3 separate regions of the Homo sapiens genome follow, and regions 1 and 3 are each linked to region 2. The links are chromatin loops, found by intact Hi-C in ENCODE. Cell type or tissue: chondrocyte. All regions are shown on one strand. Links, peaks and the distances in the headings refer to the core of each region. The heading gives the core; the rest is flanking DNA. Region 1 holds the start of LOC124908047 (translation initiation factor IF-2-like). Region 2 holds the start of CYP27C1 (cytochrome P450 family 27 subfamily C member 1). Region 3 overlaps BIN1 (bridging integrator 1).

Region 1 (10,271 bases), core at 2,354-7,353, 190 kb after region 2:
CACCTGGGACGTTGAGGCGGCAGTGAGCCGTGTTCGCGCCACTGCACTCCAGCCTGGGTGACACTGCAAGACCCTGTCTCAAAAAAAGTAGTCAAGGAGGCTGAGAGCCAGGAAGCCTCTGGCCAGCAGGTGAGCAGGCCCTTTCCTGCTGCTGTGCATTGTATTTAAGAGAAAAGACAGATACGTCTGATACCTTCAAAGGTGTTCTTCATACAGCAGGTTGCAACCTATTAATAGATCATAAAATCAGTTTAGTGTTTCATCATCATCATCAAAAACCACCACCAACAACAAAAAGACCCAGAACAGATAGTGTAAAGAGTGCATCCCTGCATTCCTGTATAGGGAGAAATATGGTTTTGTGGAACCTTGTTGCGATGTAAAGTGTACTTCTTAAGATAAATACAGGGTTGAGGTTTTTGAAATAAAGTTTGAACAGGACCACCTTAAGCCACAGTGTAGACTTTCCATAGGCCAAAACCTGGATCACCAAGACAGTGTGCCCCAGGCTGCAGGCCACACTCCTGGGAGCCTCAGGCAACCTTGTGCAGGCCTGACTTCGAGACACTCTGAGCATGAGCTGGTTCCTGGGTAGCCTCCCCTCTACCTCTCCCCGCTTGCCCTCCCTCCCTCCTTCTGCTCCTGTCTCTCCTCATCCCCTCCCCGAGTTGCTGCCTCCTCCTCCTCCTCCCCCACCACCTCTCCCCGTCTCCGAGTTGCCTGCCCCGCCCCCTCCTCTTCCCCCTGCCCCTCTCCGCGTCCTTCCCGCCTTCCCCCTCCTCGTCTCCCCCCTCCCCGCCCGCGCCGTCTGCGTCCCTCCCGGGCCCAGACGCGGCGCGGTCAGGGGGCGCTGACTCACAGGCTGACTCAGCTGCAGGCGCGCTGCCAGGCGACGCAGCGGGCGGGTGGCCGGGCGCCGGCGGGCTCGCAGCCGGGCTGCTGGCAACGGTGCCGGCGGAGGTGGGGGCGTGGCGCGGGATGGGCGGCGCGGGCCCTGCCGTGGTACCGCCTGGCAGCGTCCACCCCGCCGCTGGGGCGCCCTGGAGGCTCCTGGCCCTCCGTGGGGCCGTGACACCGGCGCTGCGGGGAGCGGTGGCCTCGCAGAGGCTGGGCATGGGAGGACGGCCGCCCCGGGTAAAGGACAGGGCCCTGGAAACGCGGGTCTGCCGGGAGCAGGGGACAGGAAGGAGACCGCGGCTCTCCCAGTCCTGCTGCCCCGGGCCTCCAGACGGCCAGACTCTCCCCACACCGGCCTGGAGGGGGACGCGCCGACCCCAGCTGGGAGGGGTGGCTGGCTGCGTAGATCCGTTTGGGCCGCCTGCCTGGAAAGGCCCAGGTCCGGGCCTCGTCCTCCTCTTCACACTCTCCCCCGATCTCCAACCACCTTCACCCTCGCCCCCACCACCACCACCCCCAGCTCCTCCTGGCCGCCTGCGGTCCAGCTGAGGCCCGCCTCCTCCAGGAAGTCTTCCTGGAGAGCCTGTCCTGGGTTAGGCCCGCCCAGAGCCACCTGGGGCGACTTATTTCATGGCACCTTCGACCTTGCTCTCTGTCTGTTTTGTGTCTGGCTTCATCACCAAACTGAGCCTCTTGGGGGCAGTGACCGGGTCTTAGGTCTTAGTTGGCCCTTAGGCGCTAGGGCTGAGAAGACTTAGGCGGACAGGAGATGAGACTGTGTATTCGACGACACACTTTAGAGATCCAGCCCGGAACACAGCCATACCAGATTTTAAAAAAAGCCAACATAATATAGCATGTTAAAAATTATTGTAGGCCGGGAGCGGTGGCCCACGCCTGTAATCCCAGCAATTCAGGAGGCTGAGGCCGGAGGATCACTTGAGCTCAGGAGTTTGAGACCAGCCTAGGCAACCAACATAGTGAGACTCCGTCTGTACAAAAATGAAAAAAAATTAGCCGAGCGTGGTGGCCTGCACCTATAGTCCCAGCTACCTCGGGAGGCTGAGGAGGGAGGACCCTTTGAGCCCCAGGAGGTCCAGGCTGCAGTGAGCTGTGATGGTGCCACTGTACTCCAGCCTGTAAGACAAAGGGAGAGACCCTGTCTCTAAAAAATAAAAAATAAATAGTATACACATATGGTGCTTATTTGAAATATACATATTGTGTATTTTTTACCTTCTATATAAATGCTATTATTTAAAGAAAACAATATGATTAGTTCACAGTGGCAATTAGTAATAATAGGACTAATAACAAATAATATGTGTGAGAAAAATATAAAAATAGTTTTATAATGTTTCTTCCTGTCCTGTGATTTAGCAATTTATTTTAAGTCATTATTAGATACTTAAATTTTGTATCAAAATACATAAATGTAAGACTTTTAAAATGGTGAATGTAATATAACAGCAGTATTTAAACAGATATTACTAATATTTAATCAAAAATAACAATGACGGGCTGGGCGTGGTGGCTCATGCCTGTAATCCTAGCACTTTGGGAGGCCGAAGCGGGCCGATCACTTGAGGTCAGGAGTTTGAGACCAGCCTGGCCAACATGGTGAAACCCTGTCTCTACTAAAAAAACAAAAATTAGTCGCCCGTGGTGGCACCCACCTGTAGTCCCAGGTACTCAGCAGGCTGAGGCAAGAGGATTGCTTGAACCTGGGAGGTAGAGGTTGCAGTGAGCCAAGATCACGCCACCGCACTCCAGCCTGGGCAAGAGTGAGACTCCGTCTACAAAAAAAAAGACATTTTGGTCCTATGATATAGTAGGATATTTTGACTCTTTTTATTTCCTTGCCTGCAGCCTTTAGTAGGAAGTTCTTCCTTGATGTAGTGATGAAACTGAATATAGTTAAATGGAAAATCCTTTGACTTGCAGCTCTGCTCTTAGAGAGCCCTCAGTACACTGACTCCTGAGGTCAGTCCAATGTGATGGCCTCAAGCTGCTATCTCAACAAAAGCGTTTGAGAATGGAATACTTAGGATTGTACCTACAAGCAACGGCAGGGTTTTAGATTTGTAGGGATTCGTTTCCAGCTGTCCAAAGATGTCCATTCACTTTGCATCTGCAGGCTGGTTTTGGTAAACCAGCAGTTTGTCATCTTTTGCATCTATCATGTAGGATATCCATGGCTAAGATATCCATCCTTTTTGAACTTTTTTTTTTTTTTTGAGTTGGAGTCTTACTCTGTCGCCCTGGCTGGAGTACAGTGGCGTGATCTCGGCTCACTGCAACCTCAACTACCCAGGTTCAAGTGATCCTCCGGCCTCAGCCTCCCAAGTAGCTGGGAGTACAGGCGCGTGCCACCACGCCTGGCTAATTTTTGTATTTTTAGTAGAGACAGGGTTCGCCATGTTGGCCAGGTTGGTCTCGAACTCCTGACCTCAGCTGATCCACCCACCTCGGCCTCCCAAAGTGCTGGAATTATAGGCGTGAGCAATGGCACCCGGCCCTTTTTGAACATTTCTGAGCACACTGGATGTCACTGTAAGTTAAACCTCTCTCTGTCTCTCTCCTTCTCTGTCTGTGTTTCTCTCAGGAAAAATAGTTTTAAAGCACAAAGATACTTTGAACTTGTGAAGTTGAAGTTGAAGTTGAATTCCAAATAAGTTACAGTTTTAGTAAAGAAGTGAGAAAGTCTTGTTTAAATTGGCTGTCCTTTTCTGGTGACATTTTGGTTTCGTTTCCAAAAAATGAGTCATTTTTCATTATATGAGCTTTGTCAGTACCTACCTATAACATCGACAACTCAGGGACAGTCAGTTCATGCTTTTCCAGAGCCCTTATGGGCTCCTCAAAGATCATCAGGCAGTTTTGGAGGAAGAACTTATAAATTTCAGTTTGACTGTTTAACCATAATCTTTTTCTCTATTTTCATTCTTAATATATTTCCAAATTAGACAAGGACATTCTTCTTGTCCCATGCTTTGAAAATATGGTTGTATGGCAGGCTGCCTTTTTACCCTGGCAACAGTGACAGCCCTCGTGTAGGCACATGTCCAAAGGAGGCCATCTCCTTCCATTTCTGGAATGTGAAAAATCTCATTAAGTGCTTTTTCATGCTTTGAGGAAACTGAAAAGTAAATAAAAGCTTTCATTTTGAAAGCATCAATATCACAGGGAAGGAAACTCCACCCCTTTTTACTGATGTGTACAAAATGTGCAGGACACTTCGTGGCTAATATTTTTAACTTTTCTTTGGTAAAGCGTTCATAGACTGCATGGAATTTGCAAAAATTTACATTTGCACGGTCTGCCAAATAGGCAGACAGATGGGCAAAGTCATGTTTGTATTTGGACAAGATAGCATCAACATTCTTTTTTTTTTTCTGCAGGTGGATTAAAATCTTCATAGAAATAAAAAGGATGATTTGAAACTCCATTTTTTCAAATCAAAGTATTTACAAGTTAGGAGAACTGTTTTTCATTGCCATGATTGGATGCAGCACTTGGTTACTGTAGAAAGCATGATTGTTGGTGGGATCTGGCAGAATCCGCTGCATGTTGTAAAGGGTCAACACAGCTGCCATCGACATTTCTCCCTTTGTTCACCCACGTGATATTTCAGTTACAGCCTGTAAATGAGGAAATGTGCCCCTACTCAGTTTCAAAAAACAATCAAAGGAGCAGCACAATCACACAAATTCATTTTTGTAGTTTGCCCTAGCTAATTCAGCAGCCACTATTTTCAATTGGTGTCTTTTGTGGAGACAAAAAGCTTTTTGGTTAATGTGGACATACTTGCCTATCTCACTGAGGACTTGTGAGGCAGTCTCTACAGTCCCTTCTTCCACCATGCCCAACCCCGAATTCTCTCTGCTTATTGCGCAGTATCCCTTGTTTTGATTCTTTACCTCCCTCATCCAGTTGTCTGTGTCACTCCTCCTGTCGTTAAAATAACATGGCCATTTGGGTCACGCGGGCATTGATATTGCAACACCATTTCCTCATTTTCATCACCTGAATGCTTAAGAAAACATGGCCTCAGTAGTCACCATGCTAAAATTAAACTAGCAGTGTCTCAATACAAAGCACAACAATTAATCCGCAGGCAAAGTGGATGGTCACGTTCAAGATTATAGCGCGCTTAAGTTACATCACAAGGAGTGACATAATAATGGATGATCCACTATGGTGTACTACAAATCATGGTGGTTGTCCTCAGCAACAGACACTAAGGAAGGTGATGTGCCCATTTGGCACTAAAACCAGTGTTGCCTTCGGCCTCTGTTTCTGGGGTTGCCATGTGGGTTTTATACCTTTCCCCTAATCTCCTGTATCAATCACTGAAAACCTCGACTTTTCTCTTCCCAAGGGAGAGTTTACTTCCCTTTAACTTTTTGGCTTCTTCTTTAGGACTTTTAGTGTTAAAAATGGTACAATCCCAGACAAATGGGATAGTTGATCATCTTATCATGTTTATAGAATCAAGAAATAATGTCTCAATTTAAAAAGTCAATTGTATTTATAAACACTAGCAACAAACAATTGTAAGTTCAAATTTTTAAAATGCCACTTACAATAACATTTTTAAAACATGAAATAAGTAGGGATAAATTTAACAAAATATGTTCAAGACCTATACCTGAAAACAATTAAACATTGGAGAGAGAAATTAACAAAGAGCTGAATAAATGTAGAGAAATACCATGCTAATAGATGAGAAGACTCAACATTAAGATGTCTTTTATTCCTAAATTGTTCTATAGATTCAATTCAATCCAAATCAAGATTTCACCAGGAATTTTTTTTTTAGAAATTGAGAAATTGGTTCTAAAATTTATATAGAAGTAGAAAGGACCTAGAATAGCCAAAACAATTTTGAAAAATAAGAACAAAGTTGGAGGACTTACACTACTTGATTTCATGAGTTACTTGAATCTTGTAATAGCAATTAAGACATTATAATGTTGGCATAAAAATGAAAGATAGATTAACAGAACAAAATAGAGTCCAGAAGTAGATGTATGCATATACGGTCAATTGATTTCAACAAAGCACCAAAGCAATTCAATGGGAGAAAGGATAGTGTTTGCAAGAAATGGGACTGTGACAACTAGATCTCCATATATTTTAAAGAATGATTCTTGGCCCCTACCTCACACCATATACCAAAATTAACGAATTCAAAATGGGTCAGAGATGTAAATGTAAGAGTGAAAAACCATAAAGCTTCTAGAAGAAAACATAAGAGAAAGCCTTTGTGACCTTGAATAAGGCAGTGTTCTTTGGTAGGACACAAAAGCACGAATCATAAAAGAAAATGTTGATAATTGGACTTCATCAAAATTACAAACATCTGTTCATTAAAAGACACTGTTAAGTATAAAAGACAAGTCACAGACTGAGAGGAAATTTTTGCAAAATACTTAGCTGACAAAGGGCTTGTTACTAGGATACATACAAATTCTAAAAACTCAATTTAAAAAACCCTCAAAAACAAAGAAACAAACAAAAAACAGCCCAAAGACTTAAACTGGCACTTCACCAAAGAAGATATAAATAGCAAATTAGCACAGGAAAAGATGCTCAAAATCACCAGAGAAGAGGGAAATGAAAATTAAAGCTACAATGAGATACCACTACACATCTATTAAGAAGGCTAAAAATTGAAAATTAAAATTAAAAAACAACCGACAACACCAAATGCTGGTGAGGATGCAGAGCAACAGGAACACTCAGACATTGCTTGGTGGGAATGCAAAATGCCACCACCACTCTGGAAAAGTTTGACTTTATTTTTTTTTCCCAAAAGTAAACACGTACTCACCACATGACTCAGCAATCTTATTCCTAGATATTACCCAAGAGAAATGAAAACATATGCCCACACAAGGACCTATACATAAATGTTCTAGCAGCTTAATTTAATGATAGCCAAGAACTGGCAAATGGATAACAGATTGTGGCACATCTATATAATGGAGCCCAGTCAGCAATAAAAAGAAATAAAGTACTGATATAGAATTCCACATGAATAAATCTCAAAAGCTTTATGCTGAGTGAAAGAAGGTAGTCTTAAAAAGCTATGTACTGGTTGGGCACGGTGGCTCACGCCTATAATCCCAGCACTTTGGGAGGCTGAGGTGGGCGGATCACTTGCGGTCAGGAATTCAAGACTAGCCTGGCCAACATGGTGAAACTAAAAAATACAAAAATTAGGCAGGTGTGGTGGCGTGTGCCTGTAATTCCAGCTACTCAGGAGGCTGAGGCAGGAGAATCACTTGAACCCAGGAGGTGGAGATTGCAGCGAGCTGAGATCACACCACTGCACTCCAGCCTGGGCAAGAGAGCAAGACACCAACTCAAAAAAATATATATATGTGCTGTAGGATTCCCTTTATATGCTATTCTAGAAAATGCAGATTATAGAGATAGAAATCCAATCAGTGGTTGCCAAGAGTTGGGGTGGAACACAGAATTTCTGAGGGTGATGAAAATGTGTATATCATGATGTGGTGGTGGATGCACTATAACATACATTTGTCAAAACAAGCAGAACTGTACATTTTTAAAGTGTGAGTTTCCCTGTGTGTAAATTATACCACAATAACCTGACAACAACAAAAGAGAGAGACGTTGGACTGCATCCATCCCACTCCACTTCTTACCAGGGAGCTCCCGGGAGCCTCTCTAGTGTCTGTCCTCCCTGCCCTGCCTGGGGTGGGCTGAGCAGCACAGCGTCCCTGCAGAGAGAATGGAGAATGGGCAATGCCCACACAGGGGAGTGGCATGGGGTGAGAAGGAACCTTAGTCCCGTCAGCCCTGACCACCAGCCCATCTCTCATCACTGTTCAGCAGAGTGAGCTCAAGTTGGGTTTCTGGCATCTATTGGCAGAGCCAGGGCCAAAACGCAAGGGGTGGGGAGTGTTGTACAGGTTAGGGCTGACTGAATGATCAGCCCTAATCTGTACAACGGATCTGTGCAGTCTGAGCTTCCACACAGCAGCAGCTGTCCTTGACCCCTTCCCCTCCTAGTCGGCCCCTCCCTGACCTTCCCAGGCCTGTGGGAAGTCCTGTTAAGTCCCAGGCCATGTCCACTTTGTATAAAATACTTAAAAATAAGGCCAGGCACAGTGGCTCCCGCCTGTAATCTCAGCACTTTGGCAGGCTGAGGAGGGAGGATCACTTGAGGTCAGGAGTTCTAGAGCAACACAGCAAGACCTCCTCTCTCCTAAAAATTTTTAAAAATCAGCTGGGCGTGGTGGCACGGGCCTGTGATCCCAGCTACTGAGGTGGCTGAAACAGAAGAATCGCTTGAGCCCAGGAGATCTAGGCCGCAGAGAGCTGTGATCCCGCCACTGCACTCCAGCCTGGGTGACAGAGCCAGAGAGACCCTGTTTCAAAACTTTTTTAATTAAAAAATTAATAAAAGATTTAACGTGACCCTTATAACAGTCACCTGAGACGGACGCTGACCCCATTTTACAAATGTGGACATTGAGACACAGGGAAGTTAAATCCCCCTGTCAGAAAAAGGCTAGCGGAGGTTTAAGGCCGTGGGAACGTGACTCCAGAGCTGAGGGCTTTGGAACCCCGCCTGCTCCGGTAGTTGTGGCTGGCCTTGCCCCACACACATTTGGTTCTAGCTCCTTTGCTTGGGTCTTCATCCATGCAGCGAATTCCTTAGCCACAGGTGTCCCTCTGCTCTCTAACTCACAGCGAGCTCGCTGCCCAAAGTCCTGCTCCGGCTTCCTGGGTGGACCTGACCGCGTTCGGGTGCACGTGGGGCGACTCACACCTGACAAGTAAAGCGGGTGAGGCCGCGCCTGTGAAGGGCGCCTGGCTCCTCCGCAGGAGCGGTGCGGCGCGGCGCCCCCGGCTGGAACCAGGTGTAACTGCAGAGACCCTGGGATCGCAGGAACGGCTGGCGGCAGGACTGTCCCTACCTCGAGAAGGTGACGGGGTTTCCTGCGCTGCCAGCCGATGAGGCGGCCGTGACGCAGCCCGCCGTGCAGAGTCCCCGTCGGCCGACAGGCGTGCAGAGCTCTGCAGAGGACCCTTCCGCCCTCTGGGCAGCCTGCCAAGCCGTGGCACCCCCAACCCCCAGCACTGGGCACTTGGGAGCATTGCAGCCGCCCTGGCTCGTACCGGTGCCGGTGCTTTGGGCACCTGGGCTGGTTTGGACATGGGTGCCCCGGGCAGAGTCCATTTATGCAGGTCAGAATCAGTGTGTGGAGCCTGCATAGACTTGCCCTGGAGCGGCTGCCTGTGCTGGGGTGGGGAGGAGTAGAGGGCGAGAAGTTGGTGGGGAAGGGAAGCGGCGCCAAAAGAATACCCACAACATCTTGCACCTGGAAGGCAAAGCAGAGGGCAGTGATCTCTGCAGACTTGCGGGGGCGACGCCTGAAGCAAACAGGGACATACAAGCTGGTGCCTTCTGTGGTTGTGCATGGGGTCTTCATGCTTCCTGTCTGAGTTCCCAGAAGCTTGTCTCTGCTTTTCTAGGCAGCTGCCACAGCCTGTCACAAACAGCTCCTGGTTCTCCACTTCTCATAGTCTCGATTTCAAAATCCATTGCCTCACCCTCCACCTCCTCTCCACCTCCACCCCTCCTAGCACCTCCTGACTGCTTGTGTTCTGTGTCTCCCCACTGTCTCCCAACCTGGGGTGGGGTTGGGGGGGATGTCTTTCCTCCTGTCTGCTCTTTGATGTCCAGCTGAAGTGTCACCTCCTACAGGCAGCCTCCCCTGGCTATGCCAGCTTGTACTGATTGCCCTCTCCTCTGAATTCTGTAAGCATTTCCTATGTGTACCTGCCCCTGGGCAAGGTGGGCCTGACTTGTTAGAGTGTTAGAGTTTTACCCTGTTCCTCTAGGAGGGCCTGGTACCACCACAGCCCAGCATGGTGTGGTGCCTCAGCAGGAGGCATCTGGTTACAATCAACACAAGCTGTTCCAGCCAATTTAAAGAAACTTCAGGAGGAATAGGGTTTTAGGAGGGCATGGGGACCCTCCTGCACCCGAAGCCAGGATGTGCCACCAATCATAAGGAGGCAGGGGCCTCCTTCCGCTGCTCCCTGGGACTCTCTAGGTGTCCGTGGCCTCAGTCCCCCTCTGCACACCTGCATCTTCCTTCTCATCAGCTTCCTCTGCTTTAAGCGTAAACATGGATGCCCAGGACCTGGCCTCAATCTTCCGAGTCTGGTACTTATGGTGTACTGACAGTGTGAGACCCTACTCCTCTGATCAATCCCCTGGGTTGGTGACTTCCCTGTGCAATCAATGGAAGCCAGCGAGGCAGGGTCACATGCCCCGTTTAGAGGTGCAGACTTGGAGAAGGAACGTGGGCAAGTCTTCCCAGGAACAG
Region 2 (10,271 bases), core at 2,683-7,682:
ACCATCTGCTCTTTGACAAACCTGACAAAAACAAGCAATGGGGAAAGGAACTCCTATTCAGTATATGGTGCTGGGAAAACTGGCTAGCCATATGCATAAAACTGAAACTGGACCCCTTCCTTACACCTTATACAAAAATTAACGCAAGATGAATTAAAGACTTAAATGTAAAACCCAGAGCCATAAAAACCCTAGAAGAAAACCTAGGCAATACCATTCAGAACACAGGCATCTGCAAAGATTTCCTGATGAAGACACCAAAAGCAATTGCAACAAAAGCCAAAATTGACAACTAGAATCAAATTAAAGAGTTCCTGCACAGCAAAAGAAACTATCATTGGAGTGAACAGGCAACCTACAGAATGGGAGAAAGTTTTTGCAATCTACCCATCTGACAAAGGTCTAATAGCTGGAATTTACAAGGAAATTGAACAAATTTACAAGAAAAAAACAAATGGCCCCATCAAAAATTGGGCAAAGAATATAAACAGACACCTCTCAAAAGAAGACATTTATGTAGACAACAAACATGAAAAAAAGCTCAATGTATAATGTATACATCACTGATCATCAGAGAAATGCAAATCAAAACCACAATGAGATACCATCTCACACCAGTCAGAATGGTGATTACTAAAAAGTCAGGAATAGATGCTGGCAAGGCTGTGGAGAAACTGAAACACTTTTACACTGTTGGTGGGAATGTAAATTAGTTAAACCATTGTGGAAGACAGTATGGTGATTCCTCAAGGATCTAGAACCAGAAATACCATTTGACCCAGCAATCCCATTCCTGGGTATATACCCAAAGGAATATAAGTCATTCTACTATAAAAACACATGCACACATATTTTTACAGCAGCGCTATTTACAGTAGCAAGGACATGGAACCAACCCAAATGCCCATTAACGATAGACTGGTTAAAGAAAATGTGGCACATATACACCATGGAATGCTATGCAGTCATAAAAAGGAATGAGATCATGTCCTTTGCAGGGACATGGATGAAGCTGGAAGCAATCATCCTCAGCAAACTAACACAGGAACAGAAAACCAAATACTGCATGTTCTTATTCATAAGTGGGAGTTGAATATTGAGAACACATGAACACAGATAGGGGAATAACATACACCAGGGCCTGCTGGGGTGGGGGTTGAGGGGAGGAAACTTAGATGGGTCAATAGGTGCAGCAAACCACCATGGTGCACGTACACCTATGTAACAAACCTGCATGTTCTGCACATGTATCCGTTTTTTGTTTTTTTTTTTTTTTTTGGTTTTTTTTTTTTTAGAGGAAATTAAAAAAAAAAAGACTTAGTACAGGCCGGGCGCAGTGGCTCACGCCTGTAATCCCAGCACTCTGGGAGGCCGAGGTGGGCAGATCACGAGGTCAGGAGATCTAGACCATCCTGGCTAACACGAGGAAACCCCGTCTCTACTAAAAATACAAAAAAATTAGCCAGGCATGGTGGCGGGCGCCTGTAGTCCCAGCTACTCGGGAGGCTGAGGCAGGAGAACGGCGTGAACCCGGGAGGCGGAGCTTGCAGTGAGCTGAGATCGCACCACCGCACTCATGCCTGGGCGACAGAGTGAGACTCCATCTCAAAAAAAAAAAAAAAAAGACTTAGTACAAAGCTACAGTAACCAAGACAGTGCAGTAATGGCATAATCATTGGCTTAGATTTAAGACTCAAACATCTATGGTCAACTGATTTTCATCAAGAGTTCCAAGATCTTTCAATAGGAAAAGGATTTAATAGTCTCTTAAACAAATGGCACAGGGACAACTGGATAGCCACAAGCAAAGAATCAATTTTTACCTTTTTCTCACACTATATAAAAAAATTATCTCAAAATGGATCAAAGCTCTAAATGTAAATGCTAAAACTATAAACTCTTAGAAGAAAACATAAGGGTAAATCTTCATGACCCTGGGTTTGGCATAATGTCTTAAGATATGATCCCTAAAGTGCAAGTAACAAAAGAAAAAAATCGATAATAGGACTTCATCAAAATTTAAAACTTTTATGCTTTAAAGAACACTATTAAGAAAGTGAAAACAAGGCCGGCCATAATGGCTCAGGCATGTAATCCTAGCACTCTGGGAGGCCAAGGCAGGTGGATTGCTTGAGCCCAGCCTAGGCAACATAGCAAGACCCTGTCTCATTAAAAAATAAAAATAAAATGTAAAAATAAAAAGCAAAAACAACCTTCGGATGGAGAAAATATTTGCAAAGCACATATCTGATAAGGGACTTGTACCCAGAATATATAGAAACTTACAAATCAGTAGAGGAAGGGAGGGAGGGAGAGAGAGAGGGAGGGAGGGAGGAAGGAAGAAGAGAGAAAAGAACCCAATTAAAAACTGGACAAAGGATTTCAATGGATATTTCTCCAAAGAAGATATACAAATGGTAAATAAGCACATGAAAATATGCTCAACATCATCAGTCATCAGGGAGAGATAGCACTTCGCACCCACTAGAATGGCCATAATCAAAAGGACAAGTAATAACAAATGTTGACAGGGATGTAGAAAAATCAGAACCCTCTTATGATAATGGTGGGGATGTAAAATGGTGCAGATACTCTGGAAAACAGTCTGGCAGTTCTTCAAAAGGTTAAATATAGAATTACTATTTGACCCAACAGTTCCACTCCTAGATACATATCCAAGAGAAATGAAAACACATGTCTACACAAAACCTTACACACAAAAATTCACAGCAGCATTATTCATTACGGCTAAAAGGTGGAAACAATCCAAATGTCTATGAACTGATGAATGGATAAGCAAAATGTGGTATAGTCATACGCTGCAATATTATTTGTCCATAAAAAGAATGAGGTACTGATACATGCTACAACATGAGTGAACCTTAAAAACATTATACTGAAATGTTTAAAGTGAAAGAAACCACCCATAAAAGACCACATATTACATGATTCCACTTATGACATGTCCAGAATAGGCCAATCTATAGATACAGAAAGTAGCTTGGTGGTTGCTTAAAGCAGGGGGAATAGGAGAGTTGGGGGTGATAGCTGATGGATATGGGATTTCTTTTTGAGGTCATGAAAATGTTCTACAAGTTGACTGCGGTGATGGTTGTATACTTCAAATGGATGAATTATATGATATGTTAATTATATCTTAAGAAAGCTGTTACTCCCTGCATAAAAAGAAATCACAATAAATGTAAATAGACTAAATTATTCAGTTAAAACACAAAAGTGATGAGCCTCTAACATGGCTCAGCATGACACAGACAGGGCTGGGCTGGGGAAAGTTACTAAGACTCTCTTTGGTATCTGCCCAGCTTTCTCACCACTCCAGCTCTCAATCTCAGAAACAGTGGGCCAGGAGCACTGTCATTTCTCTACTCTTATACTCACTCCTTCTGGAGACCTGAAAATGAAGACATTCAGACTAAACTGGAATGAGTCCATCTCCAAGGGGTCACTTCTGCCTAACAAATAAGTGGCCCCCAAAGAGTTCAGGTCTCTAAAGGGGCCCACTGAAGGAATGACTGGTAACAAGAACTACTGGGAAATGGGCCACTCCTCAAGCAAATCCAGCTACTGAATTGGGTACAATCAGCACAAGGGAACTGGAGGTAGAAATGATACAGATAGTTTTCATCACTTTCTGGTGGTGGGCCATGGAACTATACAGTCAGGCACAGTACTTAGAGTTTGCTTGGATGTTAAGAGCACAGACTCTGGAGTTTGAATCTGGGCTCACAGTTTACTAGCTGAATAACCTTTGGAAGTTAGGTCCCACTATGCCTCAGTTTCCTCACCCAAAAAATGGAGAAATAAGTTTCACGTAAGACTTGAAACTGTGCCTGGCACATGAAAAGAGTTCTAGAAATACTGATCGTTATTATTTGTTATTATTACAGTTTCATAACACTAAGCTCATTTGACCTTATCATAACCCATGAGAGGAATGGCGATTGCTAATCTCCTTTACGGATGAGAAAACTGAGGTGCAGAGAGAATGAGTGACTAGCCCAAGGCTCCACAGGTGGCTGCAGAGGGCCAGCATTGGAGGACATGACTCCTGTTTCGGCCATCCTGCTGCTCTACCACACCCTAAATAGCATCTAGTGACCCAAATTATGATTTCTACTCTGCCAATCACCAGCTGCCTGACCTTAGGCAAGTCGCTTAGGTAACCACCCAACTCTTTCCATCTGTAAAATGAGAGGTGAGCTATGTAGGTGAACACTAAGAGCCCTTGTTTAGCTAACATTCTGTGATTGCAAGGGGAGCGCAAGTGAACTGGATGTGATGGGCCACAGAACAATGAGCAACCTGGAGAGCGGGAAGAGAGGGTTTTTCTAGAACCATGTGTTCGAAATTGGGAGTCCTCAGAGGGGCTGCAGGAAGGTGAGAGTCCCCACAAGTACCATATTTGAGGGTTGGGGTAGTGCCACCTGGAGAGTAAAGGGAAAGAACTTTTTCCTTTATTTCTTTTACTCTCCAGGTCCTGTGTGCGCTTGGTGAGAAGGCAGCAAGTGAGTCAGTTGTGACTCTCTGCTCCGTGCCCCAGGGCCCTGGGTGTGGTGAAGGAAGCTGTCTGAGCAGTGGGCAGGAGGGGCTGAGCTCAGGGTGAGGGCTGGCGGCAGGGGCGGGTGAATGGAAAATACCCATCTGAACTGCCACACATCCTGACTGGATACAGGCTTTAACACGGTCCGTCTCAAAGAAACCTGTGCCCATGGAACAAACTCTGGGTGAGGTATGAGGATAAAAGCAGATGGCAGTAGGGGCGGATAAAAGAAAAATTAAATTACACTTCAGAAAGCAGGCTGTATTGAACCCATCAACAGCAAATAACAAAACACTTTTTACTGTATTTGAAAGTTGCCATCCTGATATCTTATCAGATCCTACAAAGAAAATCATTTTTGAGCCCTCTAAGCATTGGGGTGGGGGTGGCGGTTTGGAACTGTATAGGGTTGGCGTGGCGGACTTGAGGAGGGACGGTTGGGACTTCCTGGCATTAAAATTAAATTAAATTTTAATTCCCGGCCGAATTAAAATTGCTCCTCGCACGCCCGTTTTTCCATTAATGAGGGTTGGGGCTTCTCCCTCACGTTCATTGACTGAATGGCTGATGGAACGAATGAATGACTGAAGCCCAGGTGGGTAGTTAGAAGAGGCTTCGATGGAGAAGGGTCTCGAAAGACCGGAACTCTGGGCAGAAGGACAGGCCTGGGTGGGAGGAGAAGGGGGCGTTCTCGGAAGACACCAAAAGCCCCCATACCAGAAATAACAGTGCGTGCTGGGCCGGGCACCCGGGGAGGCGGACGATGGGCGAAGGCATCGGAGGGCGCCGCCGCGGCTCGGGTGCAGTGCCCCTGCCACGAAGGGCGCAACGGAGGTGGGCGTGGGAAGGACAGCACTCAGGCTCCAAGTGGGAAGCGTGCGGAATTCGCCGGCCCCAACGCCCTAGCGGGTGGCTGGGACCCCTGGGTTCCTCCCACGTCCCTGCCTCCAGTCCCGGCGCGAACTCCAGGTGTCGCCCCCAACTCCGGCTTAGAGCCTACGGCACCCCGAGCCTCCGAGCCTCCGTCCCCTCTTCCCCCGCCATTACAAAATACAAAAAGGACTAGAAATGAATACACACGGTCTCGGCCACCTAAGGACACCGAGCTCCGCAGAGCCTAGAGGAGCTAGGGAACCTAGCGCTCCCCTCGGGCCGGCCCCAGGCAGCAGCCCCCCTCAGCCCCAACTCCGCGGGTCCCGCCAGCTCTCCACTCCCAGGCCCCGGCGGCGTCCACCAGGCGCCCGCTGCCCCTCCCCAAGTCTCCTCCTCCGGGACCTCAGCCCTGGTGCCCTCCCCGCAGTCCCATTCCTGGTTTCCCTTCGCGGCGCCCCCTCCCCAGGTTCCCCAACCAGGCAATCCCTGCCTGGGTCCCTCCCCGGGACCAGTCCCTGGAGACCCTGCCCGCCGCCTCTCTCGGGCTACCACTCTCCGAAACTCCATCCCTGACTCCCCTCCCCGCTACCTCCTCCCCAGGGGTCCCGGCTGGGGCCCCTCCAGGGGACCCCTCCCTGCCGCCACCTCCCGAGACACCCATTTCCCCCGCCTCTTCCCAGCCGTTCCTTTCTGGCCCCGTTCCTCAGCTCCCTCTGCCTGCTGCCCCTCTCCGGGGTCCGCTTCCCGAAGACCCCTCCCCAACGCCCCCGCCCCGCTCCCGGTTCCTGCCTCCTCCACCCCGGATCGCCTTTCCGGCGTCCTCTCCCCAGCGCCCCTTCCTGCGAACCTTAACCGGACAACCCCAGTCCAGCTCCCCCAACCCACCGCGGCGCCCAGTGCCCGGGGATCCCTGCCCGCCGCCCCTCCCTGGGACTCCCCAACCCCGCGCCCCTCCCTGGCGCCCTCCCGCCCGCGCCGTCAGCCTTCTGGGCAGCAGCCCGGGCTGGCTCCCTCCCGGGGCGGCGCGCGCTACCTGGATCTCGTGGATGCGGCTGAAGCCGTCCCTGCAGAAGAACTCCGCCAGGTTGGCGAGGGTCCTCGGCCCCGGCATGGCGGCGAGGCTCCGGGGACCCTCGGCTCGGCCCCCTCCCGGCGGCGACCCCGGCCGCCCGGCGCCTTTGTCCTCGGCCCGCGCCCCCGCCGGGAGCCGTGCGCCCGCGGGTTGAGGCCGCCGCGGGGCCCCGCCGCCCAGGAGCCCACCCCGCTCGGGCGCCGGCCGCAGCCCGGCTCTCAGGATCCGCGCCAGCAGGGCCATGGCGCTCGTCTGCATCGGCTTGTTTGTCTGAGCAACTTTGTTTCGGGGGCTGCTCTTTGGGTTGCTGTTTCCTGCGTCTTAACTTGTCAGAGCAGTGCTTCTCCGTACTCCTGCCGCCGGGGCGTCAGTTTACACAGACCCTTATTAAAGGCTCCCTCCCCTGGGGCTGGGGAAAAGGCTGTGATTAGACTGCAAGAGAATGAGGCTATTATTATTTCTTCACATCATATTAATTCACACTTAAGCGTTCCTTGAAACCACCAAGTTTTAAGGTCAACCCCACTTCCAACCATGGCCAAAAAAAGAAAAGTCTACGGGGATCTTGTAAATTATTACCGTCCTTCGAAATGACTACTGAAGGTATACTGAAGAAATCTTTGGTCTTTTTTGCATTTTAGAAGCAGTTCTTTATGGTTTCAACTTAAATTATTGTAACTCAACTTTCAAAGGGGGGGAAAAAAGTGAGACGATTTTGCATGTAGTTCCTACTGTTGTAAAATGACCACATTATTATCTTGCCACAAGCTTTCTTAAAGACAATCACAGTCGTTTACGATGGCTTTCCTCGGGCTCATCGCTTTTATTCCGCACACCATTGGAAGCAGTGAGGACTAGGTGAGGGTGAGCGACTTTGAGCATGGGGCGTTTATCTGGTCCCTCACAAGGACGGGTCCTGTTGCACAAGGCTTGGGGAAGAGAAGCCACCTCCATGCCGAGGCGAGGAGAGGAGTCCGCCAACCTAGACTCAGAGCCCAGTGCCTGGCTGCACAAAGAAGTGGCCGCACAGGGAGGGATGGAGCACGGGAAAGGCCAGAGGTGTGCCATGTGGTTTCAAGGAAGGGAACTTTTTCCTAGTCAGTAGTTAAACTGCTCGCTGAGTTACATTATTTGAAGATTTCATACCGTTGGTACTCATGCATCTAAACGTAAAAAATAAGATTTTTTTCCGTTTACAACGTATTGTTACTAAGCATTTTTTTTTTTTTTTTTTTTTTTTTTGAGACAGTCTCGCTCTGTCACCAAAGCTGGAGTGTAATGGCGCGATTTCGGCTCAGCAACCTCCGCCCCCAGGGTCCTAGCGATCCTCTTACCTCAGCCTCCCGAGTAGCTGGGATTACTGACGCTGTAATCTTGAAAAAAAAAAAATGCTGCCGCGCCCGGCCAACATTTATTTTTTAAGAGCAGAGAGGGAGGTTCAGGCCTGTAGTCCCAGAACTTTGAGAGGCCGAGGTGGACGGATTACTTGAGTTCAGGAGTTCGAGACCAGCCTGGCCAACATGGTGAAACCCCATCTCTACTAAAAATATAAAAAATTAGCCAGGCGTGGTGGCACGCGCCTGTAATCCCAGCTACTCGGGAGGCTAAGGCAGGAGAATCGTTTGAACCCAGGAAGTGGAGGTTGCAGTGAGCTGATCTCGCCATTGCACTCCAGCCTGGGTGACAGCAAGACTCCATCTCAACAACAACAACAAAAAAGAGCAGGCCGGGCGCGGTGGCTCACGCCTGTAATCCCAGCACTTTGGGAGGCCGAGGCAGGCGGATCACGAGGTCAGGAGATCGAGACCATCCTGGCTAACACGGTGAAACCCCGTCTCTACTAAAAGTACAAAAAAATTAGCCTGGCGTGGTGGTGGGCGCCTGTAGTCCCAGCTACTCGGGAGGCTGAGGCAGGAGAATGGCGTGAACCCGGGAGGTGGAGCTTGCAGTGAGCCGAGATCTTGCCACTGCACTGCAGCCTGGGCGACAGAGCGAGACTCCGTCAAAAAAAAAAAAAAAAAGAGCAGAGAGGGGTCTGGCAGTGTTGCCCAGGCTGGAGTGCAGTGGCTATACACAGGCACTATCACTGGGCACTACACCTTCCAACTTCTGGGCACTACACCTTCCAACTTCTGGGCTCAAGCCATCTCCAACCTCAGCCTCCCAAGGAGCTGGGAGTACGGGCACATGCCACCATGCCCAGATAAAAATATTTTATTTTATTTTTTAGACACTGGGTCTCACTATGTTGCCCAGGCTGCCCTTGAACTCCTGGGCTCAAGCGATCCTCCCCCTGAGTAACTGGCATTACAGGTGCAGGCCACCGGCTCAGCTAAATATTTTATTTTTAATGAGTAGTTTATACCTTTACAACTCTGTAAAATCTACACTGCATTTGAATAATTGAAGTATCACGTAAGTGACGCAAAGAAGGCTATAGTTACTCAACTTACAGAATTTGATTAATAACACCAGGTGCGGTGGCTCACGCCTGTAATCCCAACAATTTTGGAGGCCACAGCAGGAGGATTGCTTCAGCCCAGGAGTTCAAGACCAGCCTGGGCAACATAGCAAGACCTGGATACTACAAAAAATAAAAATAAAAAAATTAGCTGGGTGTGGTGGTGTGTGCCTATAGTCCCAGCTACTCAGGAGGCTGAGGCAGGAGGATTGCTTGAGCCCAGAAAGTCAAGACTTCAGTGAGCCATTATCATGCCACTGTGCTCCAGCCTGGGCAACAGAGCAAGACCCTGTCTGTAAAAAAAGAAAAGAATTTGATTAATAAGTACTCAGCAACTCTTATTTATTTATTTATTGAGACGGAGTCTGGCTCTGTCGCCCAGGCAGGAGTGCAGTGGAGCAATCTTGGCTCACTGCAAGCTCCGCCTCCCAGGTTCACGCCATTCTCCTGCCTCAGCCTCTGGAGTAGCTGTGACTACAGGCACCCGCCACCACGCCCGGCTAATCTTTTGTATTTTTAGTAGAGACAGGGTTTCACTGTGTTAGCCAGGATGGTCTCGATCTCCTGACCTCGTGATCCGCCTGCCTCAGCCTCCCAAAGTGCTGGGATTACAGGCTTGAGCCACTGCACTCGGCCCTTGCAACTCTTAATTATAAGGCATGATAGCTGCAAAGTACTCAGTAAGACTTTGATCCTGCCTTTAGGAGGCCATAACCTATTTGAAGAATAAAACAGGTACACAAATACAAGCCAGATTACTATAAGTGTCACAAAACTGGACTGAATATGATTGGAATTTGTGGCAAGAAGCGATCACATCTAGTTATAGGGTAGGATGGAGCAGTGCAAAAGAAAGTCCTCCTGAAGGAAGTAGCACTCAGGCAGGGATTGAGGAAAGGAGCCGTTTAGCAGGCAGAAGTGGGTGGCAACACGGCTAGCCAGCAGAGGATGAAGAATGGCACAATCGCCTTGCTCTAGGAGAGGCTTTTAAAGTTTTGCAGAGGGCTACTGGTCCTTAAGAAATCATTAAAGGACCGCATATGTAGAAGTCAATTCATTCCATTCTGGACGTGAAACTATTCAATATAGATAAACAATGATTGATGGTTGTTAAATAATCATATATTAAACTGTTCAATATAGGTAAACAATGATTTTAAAGGCAGCTGGTTCTCTATGAAGGCTAATTAAGGAAAAGACTGCAGTAAAGAAAGGAAGGAAGAGGAGAAGGAAGAATACAGAGAAAGACAGGGGGAAGAAAGATTTAAACACACATGGAGACAGGCTTCTCTGGAGCTCCCTGC
Region 3 (5,000 bases), core at 1-5,000, 150 kb before region 2:
CAGGGTCACAGGAAGGAGCCCTGCCCCTGCCGTGCACACAGTCAGGGGCGCCAGGGCTCTCCCCGCACGCACCTGGGCTGGGCCTTGACCGTGAAGGTGTTGCTCCCGTGTTGCTTCTCCAGGCCGACCAGCACATCATTGAGGTTCTGGTTGAGCTGCAGGAGAGACAGTGAGGAGGTGGGGGGCCTCCAAGGCCACCAAACGGCCCCACCTTCCCCAAACACCTCTGCTTCTCCCCACCACCCCCAGCCCCTGCCAGGAACAAGCTCCTCTTTCCCCATCTGTGAGAGCAAGGAACTAGCACACCAAACCCCGAAAAACCAAGGGGGCAACAAAACGGGGCAAGTGGGCTATATCACTAATGCCTGCTGTCTCTGGAAGCCATCTTTTCCCCTCCTACTTATAGGGATATCCTAAAATGCCACATAGAGCTTGCACTGTTTTTACATTTTTCTCTTAAAACTTGTTTTGGCAGACCATTAATCTTAATTGTTAAGGTCATTTTGCCAAGATGCTTTCAGACCACACTACAACTGCCAGATATTTCACTGAAAGCACAGGCACGAGCGGAGGTTTATTCCTCACACACGGTGATTCTCATTACTGAGAATATTCCTCTCTTTGATTTGGCCACTAGGGAGCTCAGAGCCGAATCTTCATCCTATTTATAAACAACTATGTTCTGTGGCATATATTTTTACAGACTAATTTTATATAAATGTTCCTTCTCTGAAACACCTTTCTCTATTTTTTAAACTTTTCGTAAGTTGTCTCCAATCTTCGAAGGGAAAAAGGAAAAGTTAAGAAGGAAAGAGAAAGTCTAAAAGGCAGGAAACCGTACTTAGAAGTGTGAGTCAGGGGAGGCCCCAAGCTGCTTTTCCTCCTCCGACCCTGGGCCTGGAATCCACCATCATCACTTCATCCATCTGGGCCCAAGAGACAAAGTCAGACCCACCACTGGGGGCGGGGGTGCCAGCCCTGGGTCTCTCCAACTGCAAAGTTCAACAGCTTTGCGTTTTAGTTGCCAGATAGGTTAAAATGAAAATAACACAAGAGAGAAAGGTACGCTAATCAGACCAGACCCTGTCGCACAGTGGATTCACGCAGACGAAACAGGCCTATTTAAATGTCTCAAAAGCATGGGAGAAAAATTAAAATTGAGAAAATGCTAGTAATTTTTTCCTACAAATTGAGAAACTGCCACCATTGTCTAACACTGCACTCCCTGGGCCAAGGTTGCTAGAGAACACATTCACAGTTTGAGAGGGCCTGGTCTACATTCTCAGGTGGTCTACCCAGGCAAGGACCCAGGACACTCTCAAAGCCTCCCCAGCATGCCCTGCTGCCCTCCTGGGCCCAGGCACTCCTGAAGGGGGCTGTTCCACAGGGCCGGGAGGGAGCCCTGTGGTCACCGGTGTGTGCTGAACCTGGCAGGGAAGGAGGAGTTCAGGCTGCCCCTCCCACGACTCTGACTCTGACCCTCGGCCAGGGTGGGGTGTGGCCCCTCAGAGGGGTCCCCATGGCCTACCTTGCTCATCTCCTTGTGGAAGTTTTCCTCCAGGCCCGCGATGCTCTGGAACGTGTTGACGTAGAAACCTACGCGGCTACAGAAGGGCGGAAGGATGGGGGCCAGGTGAACAGGCAGGTCAGGACAGCAACTCAGAAATACCCACCCACGAGCGACCACACACGCTCATCAGAGGCACAAACCAGAGAGGGCCCAGGCACCGCAGCACTCAGGCTGGACACTGCAGCACACAGGCTGGGCACCGCAGCACGCAGACTGGACACCGCAGCACGCAGGCTGGGCACCACAGCACGCAGACTGGGCACCGCAGCACGCAGACTGGACACTGCCCCACGCAGGCTGGGCACCGTGCTGGGCCTCACCTGTTCCACAGGGACGGCAGCTCCTCCTGCAGATCCACATTCATCTCCTCAAACACCTTCTGGGCTTTGATGAGCTCCTCCTCGGCCTGGGGGGCAGCACGGGTCATTCCCCTCTGTTGGGCGTCCCAGCCAGCCCAGCCCCATGGCCAGTCCTCCCACCTCCTGCCCACCCCTCTTGGCCAGTGCGCTGGGACCAGGGCTCCGGGCAAGACAGAGGCTGAACTGGATGTGGACACCCATGCTGGCGACCTCCCCCTGCAGCCCTCCAGGACCCTGAGGACATCTGGGAAAGGGAGGGCTGAGCAGCCGTTGCCAAAGAGAGGCCCACGTGGCCGGGAGGGCAGTGAGCGTGGAGTAGGGCACAACAAGAGGGGCAAGCCTGGGGCTTGGCGAGCTGGACACGGGACATGCACAGAGGCAGACCCCAGACCCAGCCAAGTGGGGACCCTGCCCACTTCCACAATGAACCTCCTCAGGCTAGGTGCCAGCCCTGCCACTGCCTTCTGGCTCTCAGGGCAGCATCTGTCGCTGCCCCCAATTGCCCCCGCCCCTGAGTGCTCCCTCCCCATTTCTGAGGGCCAGCTCCTGGCAGCCTCAGCCACCAGCCTTCACTTCACCTCCCAGGGATGGTCCTTCCCACAAAGCCCTCTCCTGGGACCTGTCCCCACCAGAGGGAGACCAGAGGCAGCCACTCAGGCACCTCTAGGAATGTCAGGGGGACCCTAGAGGAGGGTGCAGGGCCAGGGAGGAGGCAGCCAGGCAGCTGGGCTGTGCCTGGTCCCACTCCTAGCCCACACCTTCCCCAGGGCAGGCCCTGCATCCTCCAGGCACTCACACCCACCAGGCAGTGGTGCTCAGGCCCCATCACACGGCCACAGAGTGCTGGGGAAGGGACTGCGGGCAGCAGGTGAGTCACAGACCCTGCCCGGTGCCCAGCCCGCCCAGGGAAGGGGCTGTGCTGGCTCACTGCGGGAGGACACTGCCGGCGAGAGTGACTCAGGGATTCGGGGTCTGAGTCACAGCCCAGGAAAGTGTCAGGCCCCGCCTAGGGAAACTTCCCGCCAGCAGCCTCACGTTCTCAGGCCGGGGCTGGGGCCCAGGCTGGGCCGCCTTCTGGCAAAGGCAGCCAGATGGCCGGAAGGCCACTTAACCACAAAGCACACGATTGCCCCAAGCCCAGCCAGCTGTCCCATCCAGCCTCAGACACCAGGACTAGCCCAGGTCAGCCCCTAGGCCCAGTGACTTGGGTTGGGACTGGAGGAGGGGCCACCATGGCTTCTGAAAGGTTACCTCCAGCTACTCGCTAGAGTGGGCGTGGGCTCCTTGCCTGGCTTTTCAGAATCTAATAAAAATTTAAAGGCAGAATGGGGAGCGGGGGGTGGGGAAGAATGTCTATTCCAACATGCACACCTCTCTTGGATCCAGGGACCCTGGGCACCCCACACCAGGAGGGGAATACTGCCCCTCCTCCGTCTCCAGGCTATGGCTGGGCCATCCCTGCCCTACTCCCCTGGGTGTCCCATTACCTGGCAGGGGGGCTGCCAACCATGGTTCTATGGAACTCATAAAATGAGTGAGTCCTAGGGGTACTGTTGTGAGCTGAGCACCATCACACATACCCCCTGCCCTCAACTGCCAACAGTGGGTCTAAAGTCCCACATTCCGTAAGAACCTGCCTGGACCACCCGGCTCCTGTACCCACTAGGACCCCCTCTCCATGAGGATGCAGCCACCACCCCCACAACTCCCCAGATGGCAACGGTGGGGACAGCAGTGAAGACAGCACCGCAGCTTGTCTGTGGGAACATCTGCACCCAGCCGTGCTCTCACCGCTCAGCAACGCTGCCGAGAGCAAGAGCGGGGACAGTTCCGCTTGAGTTCCTGGAAGTCAGGACCCGTGTCTTGTATTCCCTTTGGGTGACATTCCTCATATTCTGGCTCTTTAGGAAGCATGTGGAAGGGGCAGGGAGTAAGGTGAGGGCTGTCTGCCATGAGGAGAGAGTGCCCCCACCCCAGCTCCACTGAAGCTAACAGTGGGGAAGAGCAGAGTCACATGGGCCCGGGGTCCCGAGGACAGCATTCAGGACGCTGAGGCAGGTGTGGAGAGCAGCTCAGAACTAGCCCAGGGTCTGCATGGAGCCGGCCAGCCCCCTGGTGCAGCCTAGAGAGGATGCACTATCTCCCCAAAGTCAAGTTCCCAAGCAGGGCAGCCCCGGAGTCCCAGCTGTGCCATCTCACAGCCAGCCAGCTGCCCACAGGCCACTCCAAAGGCTCTCCAGCCTCCAGCCAGGTATGAGTGGGCTGGGGACAAGGAGGATGTGCTCAAATAAAGATGGGACCCAAATGGGACAGCTAGTTTGGCCAAAATGTGAAACACCCACAGCCCAGCACCCAAAGGTGTGATCACCTGCCTCACCCTCTCGCTGCTCCCCCAGGGTGGGCGTGGAGGCAGGCCCTCCCAGCATAATCCCAACCACACCTGTCCCAGGAGCCCAAAAGCAGTGGGCAGGCCCCATAGCCTCCTAAGAGGTTCTCCCATCCACAAAAAAATGTTTCACCTGTTTCAGGGAAAATTATTCAGAAACCCGGGCCCTCCGTCAGTAGTCCCATTCCCTTCTAGCCCAAGTGCTGAACTGACTGGCAGGGCATACCCACTCCAGCCCCTGGTTCCTCCTCTACCTCCAGAGGCAGATGAAGTCTCAGGCCTACTGAAGTCCCCCTAGGCATCACCCCCAGCCCCTGGTTCCCCATGGGCACCCTGACCTCAGGATGAGGCTGTCAACACTCAGTGTCTCCAAAGTCAGCCTTGGCCTAAAATAAATCAGGCAGCAGATCAGGTGAGAAACTGGACAGCCAGGCCAGGAGCAGTGGCTCAGGCCTGTAATCCCAGCACTTTGGGAGGCCGAGGCAGGTGGATCGCTCAGCCCCAGGAGTTCAAGACCAGCCTGGGCAACATAATGAGGCACAGTCTCTACAAAAAACGTAAAGATTAGCCAGGCACGGCAATGCGTGCCTGTGGTCCCAGCTACTCGGGAGGCTGAGGCAGAAGGATTGCTTGAGTTGGGGAAGTCAAGGCTGCAGTGAGTCATGATCACACCACTGCACTCCAG

What was found. Peaks named below come from ENCODE experiments on the same cell type or tissue, not always from the same donor. Only the 100,000 strongest peaks of a DNase experiment are listed, where the experiment ranks them.
Region 1: a loop joins it to region 2, with 2.7 times the contacts of the local background. A loop is called at or near these places in 3 of 110 quality-filtered maps.
Region 3: it touches region 2 in a loop (4-fold over the local background); 2 of 110 quality-filtered maps call a loop at or near these places.

The regions. Positions count from the first base shown.
Region 1 is chr2:127,407,275-127,417,545 of GRCh38, forward strand. LOC124908047 (translation initiation factor IF-2-like) reads right to left here and starts at 3,080. Exons shown (of 3, transcript XM_047446883.1): 1 at 3,022-3,080; 2 at 860-1,485; 3 at 1-227. The coding sequence starts at 3,080. The coding sequence ends at 196. RefSeq lists a silencer at 734-1,173 and enhancers at 3,551-3,750, 3,891-3,940, 8,114-8,876, 9,257-9,316. In chondrocyte, for the core only: no CTCF peak of the experiment used is centred there; no DNase peak of the experiment used is centred there.
Region 2 is chr2:127,213,522-127,223,792 of GRCh38, forward strand. It overlaps CYP27C1 (cytochrome P450 family 27 subfamily C member 1), which reads right to left and starts at 6,778. Exons shown (of 9, transcript NM_001367502.1): 1 at 6,468-6,778. The coding sequence starts at 6,749. In chondrocyte, for the core only: no CTCF peak of the experiment used is centred there; DNase peaks (open chromatin) are centred at 4,590 and 5,813.
Region 3 is chr2:127,062,043-127,067,042 of GRCh38, forward strand. BIN1 (bridging integrator 1) reads right to left here. Exons shown (of 19, transcript NM_139343.3): 8 at 1,891-1,976; 9 at 1,529-1,604; 10 at 73-155. Among named protein-coding and RNA genes, the nearest start is that of BIN1, 43 kb to the right of the region's middle. RefSeq lists enhancers at 1-605, 2,056-2,881, 2,410-3,609, 2,731-3,025 and a silencer at 2,744-3,212. In chondrocyte, for the core only: CTCF peaks have their summits at 2,732 and 2,936; a DNase peak (open chromatin) is centred at 2,875.